Regions from separate parts of the Homo sapiens genome. Here region 1 is linked to region 2. A link is an interaction called in ENCODE POLR2A ChIA-PET data of the cell type or tissue named here. Cell type or tissue: Panc1. All regions are shown on one strand. Links, peaks and the distances in the headings refer to the core of each region. The heading gives the core; the rest is flanking DNA.

What was found. Peaks named below come from ENCODE experiments on the same cell type or tissue, not always from the same donor. Only the 100,000 strongest peaks of a DNase experiment are listed, where the experiment ranks them.
Region 1: POLR2A ChIA-PET joins it to region 2 with 7 read pairs; 4 of 35 experiments call an interaction of 5 or more read pairs at or near these places.

What each region holds. Positions count from the first base shown.
Region 1 is chr9:124,898,141-124,904,235 of GRCh38, reverse strand. GOLGA1 (golgin A1) reads left to right here. Exons shown (of 23, transcript NM_002077.4): 13 at 3,689-3,784; 14 at 4,758-4,907; 15 at 5,592-5,687. Among named protein-coding and RNA genes, the nearest start is that of ARPC5L, 39 kb to the right of the region's middle. RefSeq lists enhancers at 376-876, 3,499-4,012. In Panc1, for the core only: no CTCF peak of the experiment used is centred there; a DNase peak (open chromatin) is centred at 2,325.
Region 2 is chr9:125,222,217-125,228,311 of GRCh38, reverse strand. It overlaps RABEPK (Rab9 effector protein with kelch motifs), which reads right to left. Exons shown (of 8, transcript NM_005833.4): 6 at 253-402. Among named protein-coding and RNA genes, the nearest start is that of HSPA5, 16 kb to the left of the region's middle. In Panc1, for the core only: no CTCF peak of the experiment used is centred there; no DNase peak of the experiment used is centred there.

The DNA.
Region 1 (6,095 bases), core at 418-5,417, 320 kb after region 2:
TTTGGACACTCTAGATACCTCCTGTTGGTGGAATCATACAATGTTTGTCCTTTTGTGTCTGGCTTATTTGACTTAGTATATACATCTTCAGTGTTCATCTATGTTGTAGCATATGTCAGACTTTCATTCCTTTTTTTTTTTTAACAGAATTTTTTTTTTTTTTAGAATTTTTTTGAGATGGAGTCTTGCTCCGTCATCAGGCTGGAGTGCAGTGGCACGATCTCGGCTCACTGCAACCTCCGCTTCCTAGGTTCAAGCAATTCCCCTACCTCAGCCTCCCGAGTAGCTGGGACTACAGGCGCGCGCCTACAGGCACGCTCCACCACGCCTGGCTAATTTTTTGCATTTTAGTAGAGATGGGGTTTCACCATGTTGACCAAGATGGTCTCAATCTCCTGACCTTGTGACCCGCCCACCTCGGCCTCCCAAAGTGCTGGGATTACAGGTATGAGCCACTGTGCCTGGCCTATTCCTTTTTAAGACTGAATAATATTCCATTATATGTATAGACCACATTTTGTTTCTCCATTCATTCATTGATGAACACTTGAATTCCATTTGTCTTTTTTTTTTTTTTTTTTTTTGGTCTTTTTCTCCCCTTTTTGTGGAGAACAGGGTCTCCCTATGTTGCCCAGGCAGGTCTCCAATTCCTGGGCTCAAGCTATACCTTTGTTTCCCTAAGTGCTTGGCTTGCAGGCACGAGCCCCCGTTCTGTAAGCCCAGTACTTAGGGAGGCAAAGGCATAGCTTTTTTTTTTTTAGACAAAATCTCGCTCTGTTGCCCAGGCTGGAGTGCAGTGGTGCGATCTTGGCTCACTGCAACCCCCACCCCGCAGGTTTAAGCAGTTTTTGTGCCTAAGCCTTCTGAGTAGCTGGGACTACACATATAGACCACCACGCCTTGTATTTTTAGCAGAGATAGGGTTTTGCCATGTTGGCCAGGCTGGTCTCGAACTCCTGGCCTCAAGTGATCCACCCGTCTTGGCCTTCCAAAATGCTGGGATTACAGGCATAAGCCACCGCACCCAACCCACACCCAGCTTTTGATGGACATTTGCGTTGTTTCTATCTTTTGGCTGTTGTGAATAATGCTACCATGAACGTTCCTGTACAAGGTTTTTGTGTGGACTTAGTGTTTTCATTTCTCTTCAGTGTATACCTAGGAATAAAATTGCAGGGTGATATGGTAACTTTTTCTTTAATCTCTTGAAGATCTGAATCTATCTTGAACTTGGCTTCTAAATTGAGACTTAGGTATTTTCTGATCTCAGGAGTGTAAAACAACGTCTTAGTTTTGGCGCTACCACCAATAAAATTTGCAGTCATGAGCTAGTAACAATCCTGTTCTTCTCCGTGGACTAGTAGCCCCTTTCTCATGGGATTGTTTCGGTTAAATCTAAGATGTGAATGTATGTGAGGAGCCTAGGCCTTAAAAACGTCCTCTCCTTGGCTGGACACGGTGGCTCATGCCTGTAATCCCAGCACTTTGGGAGGCTGAGGCGGGCGGATCACAAGGTCAGGAGATCGAGACCATCCTGGCTAACACGGTGAAACCCTGTCTCTACTAAAAATACAAAAAATTAGCTGGGCATGGTGGCAGGCGCCTGTAGTCCCAGCTACTCAGGAGGCTGAGGCAGGAAAATGGCGTGAACCCAGGAGGCGGCGGAGCTTTCAGTGAGCCGAGATCGCGCCACTGCACTCAAGCCTGGGCGACAGAGCAAGACTGTCTCAAAAAGAAAAAAAATCCTCTCCTTGTGTGTCTACCTCTCCTTCACCAAGCTGCATACAGCCTTCCTTGTGCTTATGTTTAATAATAAAGCTCCCCAGCTGGGCGCGGTGAATCACACCTGTAATCCCAGCACTTTGGGAGGCCAAGGCAGGCGGATCATGAGGTCAGGAGATCGAGACCATCCTGGCTAACACAGTGAAACCCCGTCTCTACTAAAAAATAGAAAAAATTAGCTGGGTATGGTGGCAGTTGCCTGTAGTCCCAGCTACTCAGGAGGCTGAGGCAGGAGAATGGCGTGAACCCGGGAGGTGGAGCTTGCAGTGAGCCGAGATCATGCCACTGCACTCCAGCCTGGGCGACAGAGCGAGACTCCATCTCAAAAATAATAATAATAATAATAAAGCTCCCCAAGGCCAGACCTTATTCAGTAAATAAGAAGGCTTTCTAAGAGAAATTCATAGATGTAGCTTGAATCTGGTAAAACTGCCATCTTGGAGAGCCAAGTGCAACTCAGTACTAGACAGTGAGTCCCTGAGGGCCAGTCTACATCTGTCCCACTCACGGCACTGGCCTCGTGCCCAGGTGCAGTTCCTGGTATGGAGTCAGTCTTGCTCAGTATTTGTGGAATGAGTAAATCCTGAATTTGTATTGTGAACAGTAATTCCACTTCAAGGAATCTGTCCTAAGGAAGTGATTCAAACCAGTTAAAAAAATACTGTGTGTCCTGGCCAACATGGTGAAACCCCGTCTCTATTAAAAATACAAAAATTAGCAACCAGGTGCGGTGGCTCATGCCTGTAATTGCAGCACTTTGGGAGGCCGAGGTGGGCGGATCACGAGGTCAGCAGATCGAGACCATCCTGGCTAACATGGTGAAACCCTGTCTGTACTAAAAATACAAAACATTAGCTGGGTGTGGTGGCATGTGCCTGTAGTCCCTAGCTACTCAGGAGGCTGAGGTAGGAGAATCACTTGAACCCAGGAGGTGGAGGTTACAGTGAGCCAAGATTGCACTACTGCACGCCAGCCTGGGCAACAGAGTGAGACTCCATCTCAAAAAAAAAAAAAAAATAGCTGGGCGTGGTGGCGTGCGCTTGTAGTCCTAGCTACCCAGGAGGCTGAGGCAGGAGAATCGCTTGAACCCAGCAGGCGGAGGTTGCAGTGAGCTGAGATCACGCCACTGCACTCCAGCCTGATGACAGAGTGACACTCCATCTCAAAAAAAAAAAAAAAAATAGGCCGGGCATGGTGGCTCACGCCTGTAGCCCCAGCACTTTGGGAGGCTAAGGCAGGTGGATCACGAGGTCAGGAGATCAAGACCATCCTGGCTAGCACAGTGAAACCCTGTCTGTACTAAAAATACAAAAAATTAGCTGGGCATGGTAGCGGGCACCTGTAGTCCCAGCTACTCAGAAGGCTGAGGGAGGAGAATGACGTGAACCCAGGAGGCGGAGCTTGCAGTGAGTGGAGATCATGCCACTGCACTCCAGCCTGGGCGACAGAGCAAGACTCCATCTCAAAAAAAAAAAAAAAAAAATACTGTGTGAAGATGTTAATTGCTGCATTCTTTTAGATGGGAAAAACAGAAAGCCTAAGTAGGCAGCACAGTAGGCAAATGGGTCAGTAAATTACAAAACACTCTAGAGGAAATAATAATCTGAGGTCTAAAGATTACATGGAGACAGAAGGACATTTAAGAGTAGGGAAAAGATACAAAGTTTTACATTGTCCTATTAAAACTTTATATAAAGCTATAAACAAAAGTCATTAAAAGAGAGTTTAAGAAAATACGTTAGAATGCTAGTGTTTTATAATGGTAGACTTATGCAGTATCTTTTTTCTCAGGTTACATTTTTCTATAATGTACCTGTTTTATTTAAATCGCTTTGCATTTTAAAGCCATTTGTTACCACTCTTCAGCTTCTTGTGAACAGAAAGAATGCTTCTGCTTCCCTCTCAGGTGAGAGAACTGGAGCAGACCTTGCAGGCCTCTGAGGAGCAGCTCCAACAGAGCAAGGGCATTGTGGCTGCCCAGGAAACTCAGATACAGGAGCTCGTAAGTGCTTATTGGAGCTGCTGCATTCCAGGCCCTTAATGCTTTCTCTCCAGGCCTTTGCAGATGCTCCAAACTCATTCCGAACTTCGGCAACGGTACCTGGACCTGCCCATAGATACAGTTCTTGTGCTGGATGTGAGCAGGCCAGCAGCAGGGGGTGGAGGGAGTCAGGACCTAATGGTGGGCCTGAGTTACCTGGGAGGTGCACCAGCAGCTCCTTTCCACCTTACATCCCACCTTCTGGTCCAGCCTGGTCCTGGGGCTGTCAGAGGTGGCAGCTCCGCTAGGAGTCAAGCCTCAACTTGCAATCAGGGGCGGGGAGAACAAGTCCAGACTCTGGGGAGGATGGCCTGTGATGACAGGCCAAGCGTGGTGTGGAGTTAGAAGATAGGGAAATCAAACCAGCCAGCGTGTATTTCATATTCGCCATGTCCCAGGCACTGTGCTCAGTGCTATGCACGTGTTTTCGTTTAGTCCTTGCAGGAGACCTGAGAATTATGCACTGTCATCCTCATCCTGTAGACGAGGCAAGCTCAGAAAGATTGGCTCAGTAGCCCACAGGCTCGCAGCCAGTAAATGGCAGAATCCACATCTTTCTCCTGTCAAAGCCCTGTTCTTCATTGCTGTATTATACTGCCTCCCCAGTATAATTTCTCCCCAGGGAAAGCCGCAGCCACTGAGGCAACACTGAGTAGTGTGAAGGAGGCCTGTGTCTAAGGGCTGGCTGGTGCCCAGAGCTGTCCCCACACACCTTGAGGATGGAGTGATGACATCAAGACTCCATCTTCTGGACAGGCCAGGGTCCAGGAGCAACAGGCAGAGCCTGCAGGGGGGACCTCAGCAACGCCAGGGGGGATGGGGTCAGGAGAGAGTTGTTTCTGTTGGATACTCATCTTCTCACCTAGGGCCAGACTAAGATCCCCCACTGGAAACCATTGTCACCCTGACTGACCGTCCTTTGGTCTCCCCGCAGGCTGCCGCCAACCAGGAGAGCAGCCATGTGCAGCAGCAGGCCCTTGCTCTGGAGCAGCAGTTCTTGGAGCGCACCCAGGCGCTAGAAGCCCAGATAGTGGCCCTGGAGAGAACGCGGGCAGCTGACCAGACCACCGCAGAGCAAGGGATGGTGAGTGAAGAGCTAAGAGAGGGTGGGCCCAGGAGCACCAGGGTCCCCCACAGCGAAGTCAGCCTCGTGCTTGACAGTGTGTCACCACCTCTGCACTAGGAAACCACTTTAGAAGGCAGCTTTTTTTTTGTTTGAGACAGGGTCTCACTCTGTCACCCAGGCTGGAGCACAGTGGCATGATTACAACTGACTGCAGCCTCGACCTCTCAGACTCAAGTGATCCTGCCACCTCAGCCTCCCAAGTAGCTGGGACTACAGGCGTGCACCACCACAGCCAGCTAATTTTTAAATTTTTTGGAGAGACAAGGTCTCACTGTGTTGCCCAGGCTGGTCTTGAACGCCTAGGCTCAAGGGATCTGCCCACCTCAGCCTCCCAAAGTGCTGGAATTATAGGCATGAGCCACCGCACCCAGCCGAGAGCAGTTCTTATCTTTCCAGAGACACCTGCTCATGAGACTGGATGTATAAAGGCTGCTTTTTATAAAACAAAACAGATGGGTTTTCTTTTTCCTTGGAGTTTCCACAGAGACTTCCTACTTTCTGACCAGTCCCCTCTGCTTCTTCCCATTGGCTTTTAAAATGTATATTGTTCCTCCCTATGCCTTCTTCCTGGTCCATGCTCCCTGTGCCCAGGGAAATATGGTAGTGAAGACTTCTTTTATATGTGTTCTTCTGAATTGGCAGAGACAACTGGAGCAAGAAAATGCAGCCCTTAAAGAATGCAGGAATGAATATGAACGTTCTTTACAAAATCACCAATTTGAACTAAAGAAGCTGAAGGTATTTATCTAATTGAATCAAAGTTTCATAAAAGTGTTCATGTTTTCTACATGTGTATTTACAGTGCCCCACTTCTCATACTTACAGTACAGGAGGAGGAGAATTAGCATTTGTTCAATAGTTCTGTTAGGCATCGGCCAGAAATTGCCACTTCATTAAGTTCTCTCAGGGATCCAGGACAGTAGGAAGAATTACATTCATTTGGCAGTTAATGTCATTGAGGTTCCGAGGGTAAACCGTTTGTGCAAGTTGCATAGTTGGTTAGAGGTGATGCTGGTCTGACTTCACCCTACCACAGAGGCCAGCCCTTCCTCTGTGGAATCAACAGCTGCTTGAAAGTCATGCTGTCAAAACACTGCTCTTGCTGATATTTCCAGGGAGACCTTAAAGCAAGGCCTTAAAAGATGA
Region 2 (6,095 bases), core at 732-5,731:
GCCTGGGCAACATGGTGAGACCCCATCTCTACCAAAATAAAATTTTATATTAGCCAAGCATGGTGGCACACACCTGTAGCTCCAGCTACTGCGGAGGATGAGGTAGGAGGATTACTTGAGTCCTGGAGGCTGAGGCTACTGAGATCATGCCACCGCACTCCAGCCTGAGTGACAGACAGAGATCCTGTCTAAAAATAAATAAATAAATAAAAATAACAATTTTAAACAGACAAGCCCCCATGCCCTGCTTACTTATATCAATGCAGTGGAGGTCATCATAGAATCTGTCCCCCGCCAAGCCTCCGTGGATGAAGAGCTTTGTCCCTGCTGCCACCATCACATGACCATGCCGGGGAGATGGAGGATTTCCAAGTGTCTCTGGCTGTGACCAGGTCAGAGTGTCTAGAAAAGTAAATTCAATAACATCAAATGGCAAAACTATTAAAAAAGAACACGAGAAACAGGCCCAAGCCTCTGTAGCACCTCCTAGCAAGCGGAGCTGTCCCATGCAGGAAGCAACCCTGGGGTCATTCACTCCAACTCCCCCAGCCAATCCAGGCATCCCTCCTTTTACATCCTATAGGCTGCTGCGGTGGCTCACAGTTGTAATCCCAGCACTTTGGGAGGCCGAGACAGGTGGATCACCTGAGGTCAGGAGTTCGAGGCCAGCCTGGCCAACATGGTGAAACACTGTCTCTACTAAAAATACAAAAAAAAAAAAATTAGCCAGGTGTGGTGGCAGGTGCCTAGTAATCCCAGCTACTTGGGAGGCTGAGGCAGGAGAATTGCTTGAACCCGAGAGGTGGAGGTTGAAGTGAGCCGAGATTGCGCCATTGCATTCCAGCCTGGGCGACAGAGCAAGACTCTGTCTTAAAAAAAAGAAAAAAAAAAGTCCTACAGAGGCTCTGCGTGCATGCTTCTAGGGCTGGAGAGCCCACTACCAAACATGCCTGCCCCTTCTACTCAGCACCCGGAAGCCATTTCTCGCTATGAAATAAAAACGATCTCCTCTTTAGCTTCAAACTAAAACTGCCACAAAGTCAAAATGAATGAGTCTGTTTCTGTGACAGCCCTTCAGAGTCATCTTCTTGTTATTCATTTATTTAATGTATTATTATTATCATTATTATTATTATTATTTGAGACAAAGTTTCGGTCTTGTCGCCCAGGCTGGAGTGCAATGGCATGATCTCAGCTTACTGCAACCTCTGCCTCCCAGGTTCAAGCGATTCTCCTGCCTCAGCCTCCAGAGTAGCTGGGATTACAGGCATGCAACACCACATGCAGCTAATTTTTGTATTTTTAGTAGAGACAGGGTTTCTCCATGTTGGTCAGGCTGGTCTCGAACTCCTGACTTTAGGTGATCTGCCCACCTTGGCCTCCCAAAGTGCTGGGATTACAGGCGTGAGTCACCACGCCTGGCTTCTATTTATTATTATTATTTTTTGCAGACAGAGTCTCGCTCTGTCGCCCAGGCTGGAGTGCAGTGGCACAATCTCGGCTTACTGTAACCTCCGCCTCCCCGGTTCAAGCAATTCTCCTGCCTCAGCCTCCCGAGTAGCTGGGACTACAGCCACATGCCACCACCCCCAGCTAATTTTTCTATTTTTAATTGAGACGCGGTATCACCATGTTGGCCAGACTGGTCTTGATCTCTTGACCTCGTGATTCGCCCACCTTGGCCTCCCAAAGTGCTGGGATTACAGACGTGAGCCACCGTGCCCGGCCCCATCTAATATTTTGTATTTTCATAGAGACGGGGTTTCACCATGTTGCCCAGACTGGTCTCAAACTCCTGAGCTCAGGCAATCTGCCCACCTCGGCATCCCAAAGTGCTAGGATATAGGTGTGAGCCACTGTGCCCAGCCTTGTTATTTATTTATTTTATAAGTAATGTTTCAATAACAATTTCATCCCTTAATGACTAATATTTGGACAAGTTACTTGTCTATGTCAGTGGCACTCAACTTTTTTTTTTTTTTTGCAGGGGGTCGGGGGACAGAGTTTTGCTCTGTTGCTCAGGCTAGGATGCACAAGTGCGATCTTCGCCCACTGCAACCTCCACCTCCCAGGTTCAAGTGATTCTCCTGCCTCAGCCTCCTGAGTAGGTGGGATTACAGGCACCCAAAACCACACCCAGCTAATTTTTTTTTTTTTTTTTTGAGACAAAGTCTTACTCTCTTACCCAGGCTGGAGTGCAGTGGTGCGATCTTGGCTTGCTGCAACCTCTGCCTTCCAGGTTCAAGCGATTCTCCTGCCTCAGCCTCCTGAGTAGCTGGGATTACAAGTGTGCACCACCACGCCCAGCTAAATTTTTTTTTTTTCTTTTTCTTTTTCTTTTTTTTTTTTGAAACAGAGTCTTCCTCTGTCACCCAGGCTGGAGTGTAATGGTGCAATCTCAGCTCACTGCAACCTCCGCCTCCCAGGTTCAAGTGAGTCAACTGCCTCAGCCTCCCAAGTAGCTGGGATTACAGGTGCCTACCACCAAGCCCGGCTAATTTTTTGTATGTTTTTTAGTAGATACGGGGTTTCACCGTGTTAGCCAGGATGGTCTCGATCTCCTGACCTCGTGATCTGCCCGCCTCGGCCTCCCAAAGTGCTGGGATTACAGGCGTTAGCCACCACTCCTGGCCCTTAATTTTTGTATTTTTAGTAGAGACGGGGTTTCACCATGTTGGCCAACCTGGTCTCAAACTCTTGACCTAAAATGATCCACCTGTCTCAGCCTCCCAAAGTGTTGGGATTATAGGCATGAGCCACTGCGCCCATCCTAAATTTTTTCATATTTGTAGTAAAGCTGAGGTTTTGCCATGTTGGCTAGGCTAGTCTCAAACTCCTGACCATAAGAGATCCACCCCCCTGGGCCTCCCAAAGTGCTGGGATTACAGGCATGAGCCACTGCATCCAGCCATTTTTTTTTTTTTGAGATGGAGTTGTGCTCTTGTTGCCTAGGCTGGAGTGCAATGGCACGATCTTGGCTCTCACTGCAACCTCTGCCTCGCAGGTTCAAGCAATTCTCCTGCCTCAGCCTTTCAAATAGCTGGGATTATAGGTGCACACCATCATGCCTGGCTAATTTTTGTATTTTTAGTAGAGATAGGGATTGACCATGTTGCCCAGGCTGGTCTTGAACTCCTGGGCTCAAGTGATCCACCCACCTCAGCCTCCCAAAGTGCTGGGATTGCAGGTGTCAGCCACCACACCCAGTCTTATTATTATTTTTAGAGATGGGGTCTTGCTATGTTGTCCAGGCTGGACTGGAACTCCTAGGCTCAAGTGGTCCTCCCACCTCAGCCTCCCAAGTAGCTGGGACTATAGGCACACACCACTGCATCCTGCTAGACTTAATTGATTTGCTGAAGGGGTTGGGGAAAAAAACAGACTAGTCTTAAATAAAAGTTAGCAGGGACTCCTGATGTGGCAGTATAGGATAATGGTTAGAATATGGGATTTGGAGCTGAAACCAGGTTATCTCACTATATAACTATGTGGCCTTTCACCAATTACTTCTCTAAGCTGCAGTTTCTATGGCTGTAAAATAAGGATACAGACAATACTGGCCGGGCGCAGTGGCTTATGACTGTAATCCCAGCACTTTGGGAGGCCAAGATGGGCGGATCACGAGGTCAGGAGATCGAGACCATCCTGACTAACACAGTAAAACCCCATCTCTACTAAGAATATTTTAAAAATTAGCCAGGCGTGGTGGCATGTGCCTGCAGTCCAAGCTACTCGGGAGGCTGAGGCAGGAGAATTGCTTGAACCCGGGAGGTGGAGGTTGCAGTGAGCCAAGATTGTGTCATTGCACTCCAGCCTGGGCAACAGAGCGTGACTTCATCTCAAAAAAAAAAAAAAAAGACAATACCTACTTTTAAGAGCTGAGGTATGAATTAAATGAGATAATATACATAAAGCATGAAGGAAAAAAAAGTACCCAATACATGAGAGTTATGAATATGATGATTATTACGTTTTACTACAGGCAACCCTTCTTATCTTCAAAGCTGTACATATATAGAATTCTGGAAAATTAATCATTTCTATATACCAGAAAAGTCTTAAAGGAGTACTGCAAAAACTCTGTTGTTTTTTTTTTTTGTTTTGTTTTTGTTTTTTGAGATAGAGTGTTGCTCTGTTGCCCAGGCTGGAGTGCAGTGGTGCGATCTTGGCTCACTGCAACCTCTGCCTCCTCCAGGAGAAGCGATTCTCCTGCCTCAGCCTCCCGAGTAGCTGGGATTATAGGCACCTGCCGCCATGCCTGGATAATTTTTTGTATTTTCAGTTGAAACAGGGTTTCATCATGTTGTCAAGGCTAGTTTTGAACTCCTGACCTCAAGGGATCCACCTGCTTTGGTGTCCCAAAGTGGCCTCCCAAAGGATTACGGGCATGAGCCACTGCGCCCAGCCTGCAAAAACTCTTTGAAACAAAGGTCTGCCAAACAATTTGTCTTTGAATTACTGTTTATGGTATGCCTGCTGGTTGTTCAAGGAGTCCCCAGTGTCCCAAGGAATTTAATTTAAAATTACCTGAAATGGTTTCTGCATAAATATGTTCCTTATAGCATTTTTTTTTTTTTTTTTTTTTTAGAGTCAGGGTCTCGCTCTACTGCAAAGGCTGGAGTGCAGTGGTGCAATTATGGCTCACTACATCCTCAAACTCCTGGGCCCAAGCGGTCCTCCAGCCTCCTGAGCCGATGGGATTATAGGCATGAGTCAGCATACCTGGCTTGTTCATTACAGTATTGTTTATAATAGACAAAAATTGGAAATAGCCTAAGTGTCCATGAGCAGGTTTAATTATTAGTATAGCCATGAGGAAATATTACACACTTTTTAAAAAATTTATTTATTTTTTTGAGACAGAGCCTTGCTCTGTCACCCAGGCTAGAGTGCAGTGGCGTGATCTTAGCTCACTGCTACCTCCACCTCCCAGGTTCAAGGGATTCTCCTGCCTCAGCCTCCCTAGTAGCTGGGATTGCAGCAGAGGGTGGCAGGCAGGCACCTGCCACCACGTCCAGCTAATTTTTTGTATTTTTAGTAGAGACAGGGTTTCACCATGTTGCCCAGGATTACCTGACCTCAGGTAATCCACCCACCTCTGCCTCCTGGGTTCAAGCAATTCTGCTGCCTCAGCCTCCTGAGTAGCTGGGATTATAGGCGCCCGCCACCATTCCTGGCTGATTTTTGTATTTTTAGTAGAGACAGGGTTTCACCATCTTGGCCAGGCTGGTCTCGAACTCCTGACCTCATGATCCACCCGCCTCTGCCTCCCAAAGTGCTGGGATTACAGGCGTGAGCCACCGCGCCTGGCCTAAGCACTTATTAAAAATGATGGTGAAGGCCGGGTGGTGTGGCTCAATGCCTGTAATCCCAGCACTTTGAGGGACCAAAGCTGAAGGATCACTTGAGGCTAGGAGTTTGAGACCAGCCTTGGCAATGCAGTGAGACCCTGACTCTAATATTTATATAATAATCATCATTTCAAAATGCTGGTGAAGACTTTCTGATTGCATGGAACAATGCTTAAGTGAAAAATATAGGATGCAAATGTAACATATAGAATTATCTCTGTCCTTTTTTTTTTTTTTTTTTTTTTTTGATACAGAGTCTTGCTCCCTCACCCAGGCTGGAGTGCAGTGGCAAGATCTCGGCTCATTGCAACCTCCGCCTCCGGGGTTCAAGTGATTCTCATGCCTCAGCCTCCCAAGTAGCTGGGATTACAGGTGTGCGTCACCACGCCCAGTTAATTTTTTGTATTTTTAGTAGCAACGAGGTTTCACTATGTTGGTCAGGCTGCTCTTGAACTCCTGACCTCAAGTAATCTGCCCTCCTCAGCCTCCCAAAGTCCTGGCATTACAGGCGTGAGCCACCACATCTGGTTTGAATTATCTCTGTTCTTAAAAAAAAAAGATTGATAATACACTGAGATGTTAACAGTAATTTAATTTTGGGGTGATAGTACATACACATGTACACACACACACACATATACACATACATATGTTTTTTTTCTTGTTCCTTATAGTTTTATATATTCAAAACCAATATTATTTAAACTTTTAAAACTGCTTTAAAAGAATCACAAAGCCCATTCT